Regions from separate parts of the Homo sapiens genome. Here region 1 is linked to region 2. A link is a contact called in ENCODE Hi-C or POLR2A ChIA-PET data. All regions are on one chromosome and are shown on one strand. The core of a region is the stretch at or near the end of the contact, and the rest is flanking DNA. Distances in the headings are between cores, read along the strand shown. Region 1 overlaps CCDC80 (coiled-coil domain containing 80). Region 2 holds the start of CCDC80 (coiled-coil domain containing 80).

Evidence for each region. A loop is a pair of places that touch in the nucleus more often than their neighbours do. ChIA-PET counts read pairs that join two places held with the same protein, here RNA polymerase II (POLR2A). Pooled maps may share reads with other maps.
Region 1: a map of endothelial cell of umbilical vein shows a loop between it and region 2 (7-fold over the local background). The contact joins the enhancer-like site here to the promoter of CCDC80 in region 2. A Hi-C loop is called at or near these places in 2 of 168 maps with a recorded cell type or tissue (PC-9 and endothelial cell of umbilical vein) and 5 of 50 pooled maps. POLR2A ChIA-PET finds 5 or more read pairs at or near these places in 11 of 52 experiments (A673, AG04449, AG04450 and 7 more).

The regions. Positions count from the first base shown.
Region 1 is chr3:112,602,977-112,607,839 of GRCh38, reverse strand. CCDC80 (coiled-coil domain containing 80) reads left to right here. Exons shown (of 8, transcript NM_199511.3): 7 at 584-664; 8 at 2,077-4,863. The coding sequence ends at 2,423. Among named protein-coding and RNA genes, the nearest start is that of CCDC80, 36 kb to the left of the region's middle. RefSeq lists an enhancer at 3,783-3,952. Within about 2 kb of position 3,144, at least 5 of the 41 ENCODE cell types and tissues checked have a DNase peak (open chromatin) inside an H3K27ac peak, as active enhancers do; they include PC-3, PC-9 and endothelial cell of umbilical vein, where a contact is called at or near this core.
Region 2 is chr3:112,639,660-112,644,918 of GRCh38, reverse strand. It overlaps CCDC80 (coiled-coil domain containing 80), which reads left to right and starts at 3,776. Exons shown (of 8, transcript NM_199511.3): 1 at 3,776-4,592; 2 at 5,003-5,259. The coding sequence starts at 5,014.

The DNA.
Region 1 (4,863 bases), core at 1,895-4,394, 36 kb after region 2:
TTAGATCAGCTCAGATATTTTAATGTTCCAATGAATTGCTTCATCTTTTCTTTTTTTTGAGACCGAGTCTCTGTCACCCAAGCTGGAGTGCAGTGGCGCGATCTCGGCTCACTGCAACCTCCGCCTCCCGGGTTCAAGTGATTCTCCTGTCTCACCCTCCCGAGTAGCTGGGACTACAGGCACGTGCCACCACACCCAGCTGATTTTTTTTATTGTTAGTAGAGACGGGGTTTCACCATGTTAGCCAGGGTGGTCTCTATCTCCTGACCTCGTGATCTGCCCACCTCGGCCTCCCAAAGTGCTGGGATTACAGGCATGAGCCGCCGCGCCCAGCATGGCTTCATCTTTTCTTTTCTTTTTTGTCATTTAGTAGAATGAGAATCACAGTTCATCTTCTTTGAGGTTTTGAAAGTATTTTCTTCCTTATGGTAAAAATTTAAAATGGATTATTCTTCTCAATCGGGTTATGCTCTATATTCTTTTTAAATTTAAGAGATTTTTAATTGTCAGATATCAGGGCTTTGAAGTAAAAGATAACTTCTAATCCTTTCCTCTAATCCTATGGTTTTCTTTTTTCTCTCAGGTCTGCGCCACATAACCATTCTGAAGCTTTTAGGCGTTGGAGAGGAAGTTGGGGGAGTGTTAGAACTGTTCCCAATTAATGGTAATGTGTTGTTATCTTGAAACAGTATGAACTAGTGTTAAGTTCAGTTAAATTACATTAAGTTATATGCAAGCAGTGGGTGTATCTCTAAGGTGAACAAAGTTCATTGAATCCTCCTCCCACTTCATGCATTTGTGCATGTGTGCCTGTGTGTGCACGGGATATGTAGGGGAAGGGGTGTGGAGTACAGGGACTAATATTATTTCTAATATAAACCATTCCAAGTAACAGTAAAAATATCCATTTTTCTTAACTAAAATAATGCTTTTTGGGGGTCCGTATAGGTCCTTATGGTTTACAAAGCATTTTCTTCTATTTTATATCATTTAATTCTCACAATAGTTTTGTGAGGCACATAGGTCATATCTCATTGATTCCCTTTCAACAGATAAGGACATACACTAAAAGGCTCAGAGAAGCTGAAAGACACATACACTAAAAGGCTCAGAGAAGCCGGGCATGGTGGCTCACGTCTGTAATCCTAGCACTTTGGGAGGCCGAGGTGGGCAGAACACTTGAGGTCAGGAGTTCGAAACCAGCCTGGCCAACATGGTAAAATCCGTCTCTACTAAAAATACAAAAATTAGCCAGGCATGGTGGCATGCGCCTGTAGTCCCAGCTACCTGGGAGGCTGAGGTAGGACAATCGCTTGAACCTCGGAGGTGGAGATTGCGGTGAGCCGAGATCACACCACTGCACTCCAGCCTGGGTGACAGAGCAAGACTCCATCTCAAAAACAAAACAAAACAAAACAAAACAAAACAAAACAAAACAAAAAAAGACTCTTGACTGAAGTTTTCAGAAAGCAAATCCAGTCCTTTCTTCCAAGACCAAGCTCTTTAAATAATGTGTGTAAAATACTTGGCAGAATGCCGGACACAGCAGACTTGAAAGTGTCAGCTCCTTTTCTCCTTCCCCTCTATTCTTTTCACTATTCACAATAGTTTAAATATTCCTCTAGATCTTAACAGAATTGATATTTTCACTTTTAACAATGAAATAAGCTTTTTATCATTAAGATGTGTCAAAAGGTAAGCTGTAGTTACAGAGAAGTAACTAAGCTAATTGGAAATAAACTTAGAAAGATAAACTATATAATCCTTGTTAGTGACAAATTTTAAAGAAATTAGTCTTGCCAGGATTAAATTAAGGAATTGGTTTTATACTTTGTAACATTCCTACAAAAGACACATCGAGTGCCCCAAAGTTTGACCCTAATCGTGTTGCAGAAAGCAGGGACATTTAATTTCTAGTAGAAAAAGCCCCAGCAAACTTCTTTAATTAGATTTTGAACTAAAGAGAAGAGGCTCATGGGTCCTCCCTATTCTCACAGTAATTTCCTCACACTTTAATGTTTTCATGGGCTCTGACTGTTTAATCTACTAACAATAACTATTCCAATGTTATTCTAGGGAGCTCTGTTGTTGAGCGAGAAGACGTACCAGCCCATTTGGTGAAAGACATTCGTAACTATTTTCAAGTGAGCCCGGAGTACTTCTCCATGCTTCTAGTCGGAAAAGACGGAAATGTCAAATCCTGGTATCCTTCCCCAATGTGGTCCATGGTGATTGTGTACGATTTAATTGATTCGATGCAACTTCGGAGACAGGAAATGGCGATTCAGCAGTCACTGGGGATGCGCTGCCCAGAAGATGAGTATGCAGGCTATGGTTACCATAGTTACCACCAAGGATACCAGGATGGTTACCAGGATGACTACCGTCATCATGAGAGTTATCACCATGGATACCCTTACTGAGCAGAAATATGTAACCTTAGACTCAGCCAGTTTCCTCTGCAGCTGCTAAAACTACATGTGGCCAGCTCCATTCTTCCACACTGCGTACTACATTTCCTGCCTTTTTCTTTCAGTGTTTTTCTAAGACTAAATAAATAGCAAACTTTCACCTATTCATGAGTTATTATTGAAACCTCAAATCATAAAGACATTTAAAAGAATTGTTTTTCTAACTGGAGGGGCTCTAGTGCTAAATAATAGTACTGAAAATTGATATTATTTTCCTTTTCTTATATGAAGGACCTTATTTGGCATATAAAATTTTATAAAATATGTATTTAAAGCTTTTTCTTATTTTTTGTATTAATTGGTAAGTGAAAACTCTGTTAAAGATCACACCACAATGTTTTCAAGAAACATCTGAAAAGATAAAACAAAGAACAAATAACTTATAATACTTACTTAAATTGACACTTTTTGAAATGCCAGTCTGAAAATAATTAAGATATCTCTGCTTTGTATGAGTTTCTTTTATGAAACTTGATACCACGGGAGTCCAGTAATATTGGCCACAAAAGCCAGAGAAAGTACCAAGCCCAGCTTTGTTATCATAGCCACTTCCTGCCCTGCTTCTGTTATTTTTAGTGTTTTTTCAGATATAAATCGGGGTCCAGGAAATCCTCACCAGAATCTGGCACTGCAGCCAAAGGCGATACTTCCAGAGTTCTAGTAGGCTGCTATGGAATTTCTGGCATGAAAATTCTTGACCCCTCACACTTTACCCCCTGTACAGCACAGGCATACCATGGAGATATTACAGGATCAGTTCCAGACCACCATAATAAAGTGGATATCGCAATAAAGTGAGTCACACAAAATTTTTGGTTTCTCAGTGCATATAAAAGTTATGTTTACACTCTTTAGTAGTCTATTAAGTGTATAATAGCTTTATGTCCAAAAAATGTACATGTTTTATTTTAAAAATACTTTATTGCTAAAAATTGCTAATGATCATAATCTTTTTGCATTGATGTTGATGGCTGCTGAATGATCAGGGTGGTGGTTACTGAAGGTTGGGGGTGATGGTGGCAATTTCTTAAAATAAGACAGCAATGAAGTTTGCCACTTCGATTGACTTTTTCTTCATGAAAGATTTCTCTGCAGCATGTGATGCTGTATGATAGCATTTTACCAGTAGTACAACTTCTTTTGAAATTGGAGCCAATCCTCTCAAACCCTGTTGCTGCTTTATTAATGAAATTTATGTAATGTTGTAAATCCTTTGTTGTCATTTCAATAATGTACATAGCAACTTACGCGAGTAGATTCCATCTCAAGAAATCACTTTCTTCGTTCATTCATAAGAAGCAAGTCTTCATCTATTAAACTTTTGTAATGAGATTGCAGCAATTCAGTCACATCTTCAGGCTCCACTTCTAATTCCAGTTCTCTTGCTATTTCCACTATGTCTATAGCAGAGCTTCCTCCAATGAAGTCTTGGGCCTCTTAAAATCATCCATGAGGGATGGAATCAGTTTCCGAACTCATTGATCTTCCTATTTTGACCTTCTCCCATGAATCACGATGTTCTTAACAGCATCTAGAATGGTGAATCCTTTCCAGGTTTTTAATTTGCTTTGCCCAGATCCATTAGCGGGATCACAATCTGTGACAGTTATAGTCTTACGAAAAGTGCAAATGACTCCTTGATTCCTGTGCTGCACAATAGGTATTGTGTTAGCAGGCACGAAAATATTAATCTCCTTGTATATCTCTATCCAAGTTCTTGGGTGACTGGGTATATTGTCAGTGAACAGCTATATATATATATATTATAGTGGTCTGGAACTGATCATTTATATATATATTTTATATACATATATAAAATATATAATATATATTATATATATATATATTTTTTTCGAGATGGAGTCTCGCTCTGTCACCCAGGCTGGAGTGCAGTGGTGCGATCTTGGCTCACTGCAACCTCTGCCTCCGGGGTTCAAGTGATTCTCCTGCCTCAGACCCCTGAGTAGCTGGATTTACAGGCGCCCACCACTACACCCAGCTTATTTTTGTATTTTTAGTAGAGATGGGGTTTCACCATGTTAGTCAGGGTGGTCTCGAACTACTGACTTTGGCCTCGGCCTCCCAAAGTGCTGGGATTACAGGCATGAGCCACTGCGCCCGGCCCGAACAGCAATATTTTTAAAAGATTCTTTTTTTTTCTGAGCAGTAAGACTCAAAAAGTGAGCTTAAAATGTCCAGTAAACCATGCTGTCCATAGACATGCTGTCATTCAGGCTTTGTTGCTCCATTTATAGAGCACAGGCAGATTAGATTTAGCATAATTCTGAAAAGTCGTAGGATTTGGGGAAATGGTAAATGAGCATTGATTTCAACTTAAAATCACCAGCTGCGTTAACTTCTAACAAGGAGTAAGCCTGTTGGTTGAAGCTTT
Region 2 (5,259 bases), core at 2,527-5,026:
AGAAATTGGCTTTGGAACTCTACACACCTATTAATGAAATGTTTGGTGTGGCTTTTGGGGTATTCAATAATAGGGACAGAGCTAAAATGGCTGAAATGACCCAGAATGGCAAAAAATGGGATAGACAGCCAGCCCAAATGATTAGCAGTCACTGTAAACAGTGCCCTGCAACCTCAGGGTCACCCAGGAAGACGCTTCACCGCAGACCAAACAGGCTCAACAGCAAACCTGCAGGCAACGGTTGCTGCTCCAAGTGTGAGAAGTCAGGACACTGGAGAAAGGACTGTCCCAGCCAAGGGAGCCCACCCAGACCCTGTCCTCACTGCAAGCAGGAGGGCCATTGGAAAAGGAATTGCTCTCAGCTCTGAAGGGAGAGGAGGCCACCCAGTGCCGTAATGGCCATAACTGAGACTGAAGGGGCTTGAGGTCCCTGGCAGCTCCCATAAAAGGCATGGTCAACACAATTGAGGAGACTCTTGACGTGGCAGATTAGAATATCCTTGAATTCATTCTTTTGACAGTGTCAAGAGCCTGGACACTGGCTGGGGTCAAGGTCCCACTGGCACCTGGGAAACCCCCAGCTCACTGGTATCACCTGGGCTGCAGCAGCACCCTGCATTAATAGTCATCTTTGGCTTTCTCTCTGACCTGGCAACTTATTTATTTAGTCTGTCCTACACTGAAAATACTGAGAAAGAGAAGAATTCTTTTTTCATTCTGAAGGACACAAATGCAGCCTAAGACTGAACATTTGATTGAGTTCTGCAAATGGGAAGGAAAAACACATAGCCTCCTCAGTGTGAGTATTGTCTGTGCTTCTGCCACAAAGGTGTGATAAAATGGCTCAGCTAATTTTCTTGCTGGGGATACTGATGATCACAGAGCAGGAGAGGTGGTTTCCCTCCAAAACCACACTGAACAGCATGCTGTTATCCCCTCCTTTTCTTTTTATTCTTGTTTCTTCTTAAGCAAATGCTTTTTTATTTTAGCAATAGAATTCAGTTCAGTAACATCTCTGAGTGTTACTTTGTGCAAGAGAACCAACGGCATGTGACAGAAACCCTGGTTTCTCTAGCGTGCCTGTCACAGCGTGTTACCCTGAGCCTTGGTCCCAGGTTGCTGAAGTCTTGGATTAGTGTGGGTCTGACCAGTTAGCACACTCCTTTTTGGATGCCTTCTTACATTCACTCCAGCTTTCATCAAATAACTATCCCCACCCTAGTTTCTCTAAAGCAGTTCTAGTTTGTACATTCTTTCCTTTCCTCCCCACAAATTACTACAAAACAAATGTCAGGTAGTTTCCTATCAATTAATTCCCAAATTAGCATTTCTAAAGTCTACTTTAACATTTTCTTCCTTTCACCTTTTTCTGACTCAACATCAATGTCTTCCTTTCAGATATCACCAACCCCCACCACCCTCCCCCAACCCCTAGCACTAATTGGTTAATTGTTTCTTCAGTTGCAGAAAAATAGAAAGATCTAAATGGAGGACTTACAAAATATGGAGCTCTTAAATAACGGACTTGAAATTGAGAATTATTACAAGCCATTAATCATTATAGATCTCCCCGGAAATGAATGAATGAGAATTTATCATTGCTCTTATTAGGTACGTGCCTCCAATACTTCTTCAGGAGGATTTTCTGAAGCCCCAGGTAAGCGTTTAGGCATTGAGATGAAAACAAGCATGAGAAGCCCCACTTTGCCAGTGTGTGTGTATGTATCTGTGTGTGAGAAGAGACTGGGGGAAGGAGTTGGGTGTGGGGTGGGGACTAACGGCGGCGGTGGAGTGTTAGGTCCTCTCTGGTGTGTGTGTTTAGTGCGCCATCTGGTGACTGAAGCTCACAGAGGGAAGAAAGCCTGAGGTCCTAGGAAGACAGGCACAACCCAGGGTTGGGGTGGCTCCTCATGGTCAATTCGGGGTTGCTAAAGTGGCTGTATTTCAGCTTTACCAGCGCACAGGTGACAAATGTTGTGCACATCATGGAGAGGTTTGTGTAAGTCATGACTTATTCAAGAAAAATAATAAAGGGCTTTAAGGACCTATTGAGAAAAGCAAAAAGTACAGTTACACAATTATCCCAGACAGTAGGACTCTAAAAGTGTAAGTACTCTGGTTGAACAAATAAATGAAACTCTTCTACGAATGTGGGAAATGCAAAAAGGAATTGAAGGAAGGGAAAAAACTGAAGGTATGAGTAGAAAATTAAAGAGAGAGGCAGGATAGCATCACGCTTTGTAGGCTGTTCTAAACCTGGGTTCAAATTTCAGAGCTACTGCTTACCTTTTGTGGGACAATAGGCAATTTATTTAAACTCACCAAGCCTCAGTTTGCTCATCTATAAAATGAGGATCATTCTGTTTACTTTCTAAGGATACTGTGAGGGTTAAATAAAAGAATTCACAAAAATACTAAGCCCAAAGCTTCACATGTAAATGCTCAATAAATGGTAGTTGTTATAAGCAGAGAGAAGAGAAGAGGAAATGAAAAGCCAGAAGGGAGAAAGCTCAGTAAGGATAGTGTAGGACGCCTTAGAAAATTATGAGAAAGGAAGTAACATCTAGGACCCTCCAACTTAGCACAAGGCTAGGTTGATCAACCCAACAGGTGAATACCACGAAGGCTGCAATCTATGACTCCAGTGGACAGAGGGTCTCTGCCTGAAGCCCACTTTTGTTATTATCCTTACAAGTGTCTGAGAGAATGCCACAGCAGGGCTGGCCATCCTTCTTGGTACCCCTGGGACTTCAAGGTGTGGCCGGGCAACTCTATAGTTAACCTCTATACAGGACTTTCTCAGTTCCATGCTCGTAGCTTATGTGAAAAAAGTCAAATGTGACCAGGGCAAGATGGGGCTGATCAAGGCATAACAACTAGGGATGAAGTTTGATCCAGTGAGGGACGCTATTAGCATGACTGAGCTGGCAAGGAGGTTTCTGAGAACCCTGGCTTGTCACTGTTGGTGGCAGTTAATAGTGACATGGAGAGTCAGCTCGCCCAGCATGGCCGGAAGAAATATCCACGTAACCTGAGACCCCTTCCTTCTCCATTGAATCCTTATGGCAGACTCAGGAGGTGGAATCCCAAAGCTGCCTCACTCTCTCTTTCAGAACCTGATAAGTCTACTTCTATGGATTGCCTAAAGCCCTTCAGACATCTAAAGTCTCTGCAGAGGAAAATATTGCACTACACACACACACACAAACACACACACTCGGGACCTCCAAGGGAGCCCTTAGTCTACCATCTGCAGCCAGAGCTTTGAAGCTAGAGATCATAATGCCTGTTCCCTGATGTAACAGTCAACTGCAATCTCGACTTGCAGCCATTGCCTGCATTTCTAACCTTTTACCAGCTTCCTTCCATGCCGAGGAGAAACTAGGACCAAGAACACAGTAATATGATCCCCAATTAGCATAAAATAAAAACAACCTAGTCATGTTTTCCATGGGCTTTTCCAACCTCAAACTAAAAGCACAAAGCAGGGAGAAAGATATAAGAATATACACATGGGACTATAAATACATATATACTGTCTGTGTCAGCACAGCCAAGCACCCTGACCCAAATGAGTATCTGTCTCTAAGAAAAGAATGTAGCCTGATGCAGAAATCTGAGAATTTTCTCCTTCCAAAGTACAGTGTAAGAACAGACTGGAAGAGAAGTTACCCCGATGACTTGGTTTGGAAGGGGTTAAGGCACCAGTCATCCTCTTCTAAAGTGATTTATGATGATGTGTGGAGTTTAAAAACTTTACCCCACCCCAAAGAACAGCCTTCTCACTCCTCACTGAGTCCACTCTGAACGTGCTAAAATGGGAAGGAGGCGGTGTTTTGCTGATCTGTTAAATTCTTAGTGAAGTTTCCTTGATTTCCAGTGGCTGCTGTTGTTTGAGTTTGGTTTGGAGCAAAACTGAGGTAGTCCTAACATTTCTGGGACTGAATCCAGGCAAGAGAAAGAAGAAAAAGAAGAAGAAAAAGAGGAGGAAAAAGGTAGGGAGAAATAAAGGGAGGAGAGAAGCACAGTGAAAGAAAAAAAAAGTCCCTTTTCGACATCACATTCCTGTGTTTTCCCTCAGCCTGGAAAACATATTAATCCCAGTGCTTTTACGCCCGGAAACAAAGAGACTAAGCCAGACTATGGGGGAAAGGGAGATAAGAAGGATCCTGGAACTTTAAAGAGGGAAAGAGTGAGATTCAGAAATCGCCAGGACTGGACTTTAAGGGACGTCCTGTGTCAGCACAAGGGACTGGCACACACAGACACACGAGACCGAGGAGAAACTGCAGACAAATGGAGATACAAAGACTTAGAAGGACAGCTCCTTTCACCTCATCCTACTTGTCCAGAAGGTAAAAAGACACAGCCAGAAAGAAAAGGCATCGGCTCAGCTCTCAGATCAGGACAGGCTGTGGATCTGTGGCGGTACTCTGAAAGCTGGAGCTGCAGCACACCCCTTTTGTATTGCTCACCCTCGGTAAAGAGAGAGAGGGCTGGGAGGAAAAGTAGTTCATCTAGGAAACTGTCCTGGGAACCAAACTTCTGATTTCTTTTGCAACCCTCTGCATTCCATCTCTATGAGCCACCATGTAAGTGTGTAATCTTTTCTGTCTTTGATCTGTTTATTTGTTTCTTTATTGCTTATTTTGAAGGAATGAAATGTGAATGTTGTCATAATTAATATGCTAGTTTGCATTTTCTTTGGAGCATCCAGAGCATTAGTTGAAACAGTACAAGCATGCTGACTGGGAAACTGAATTGGATTTCCTGCTTAATGTAACTGTCTCTGTTAAACACTAACAAATTATAGGGGATTGAAAGTAACAGGATCTCATCCCATTTTCCATCTCCTGACCTCCCTCCTTCTCTCTAACCAACCTTTTCCCCTCCCCTTGGCTGAGATACAGAAAAAGAAAATGACCAGCTCTGTTTCCAGATAAATAATTTTCTTTCTTTTTTCCCCCTCCCCTTTGTTTTATGACCTCCGTGCATCGCAAAGTGGATTACACAATGACATGGAGAATGGGACCCCGTTTCACTATGCTGTTGGCCATGTGGCTAGTGTGTGGATCAGAACCCCACCCCCATGCCACTATTAGAGGCAGCCACGGAGGACGGAAAGTGCCTTTGGTTTCTCCGGACAGCAGTAGGCCAGCTCGGTTTCTGAGGCACACTGGGAGGTCTCGCGGAATTGAGAGATCCACTCTGGAGGAACCAAACCTTCAGCCTCTCCAGAGAAGGAGGAGTGTGCCCGTG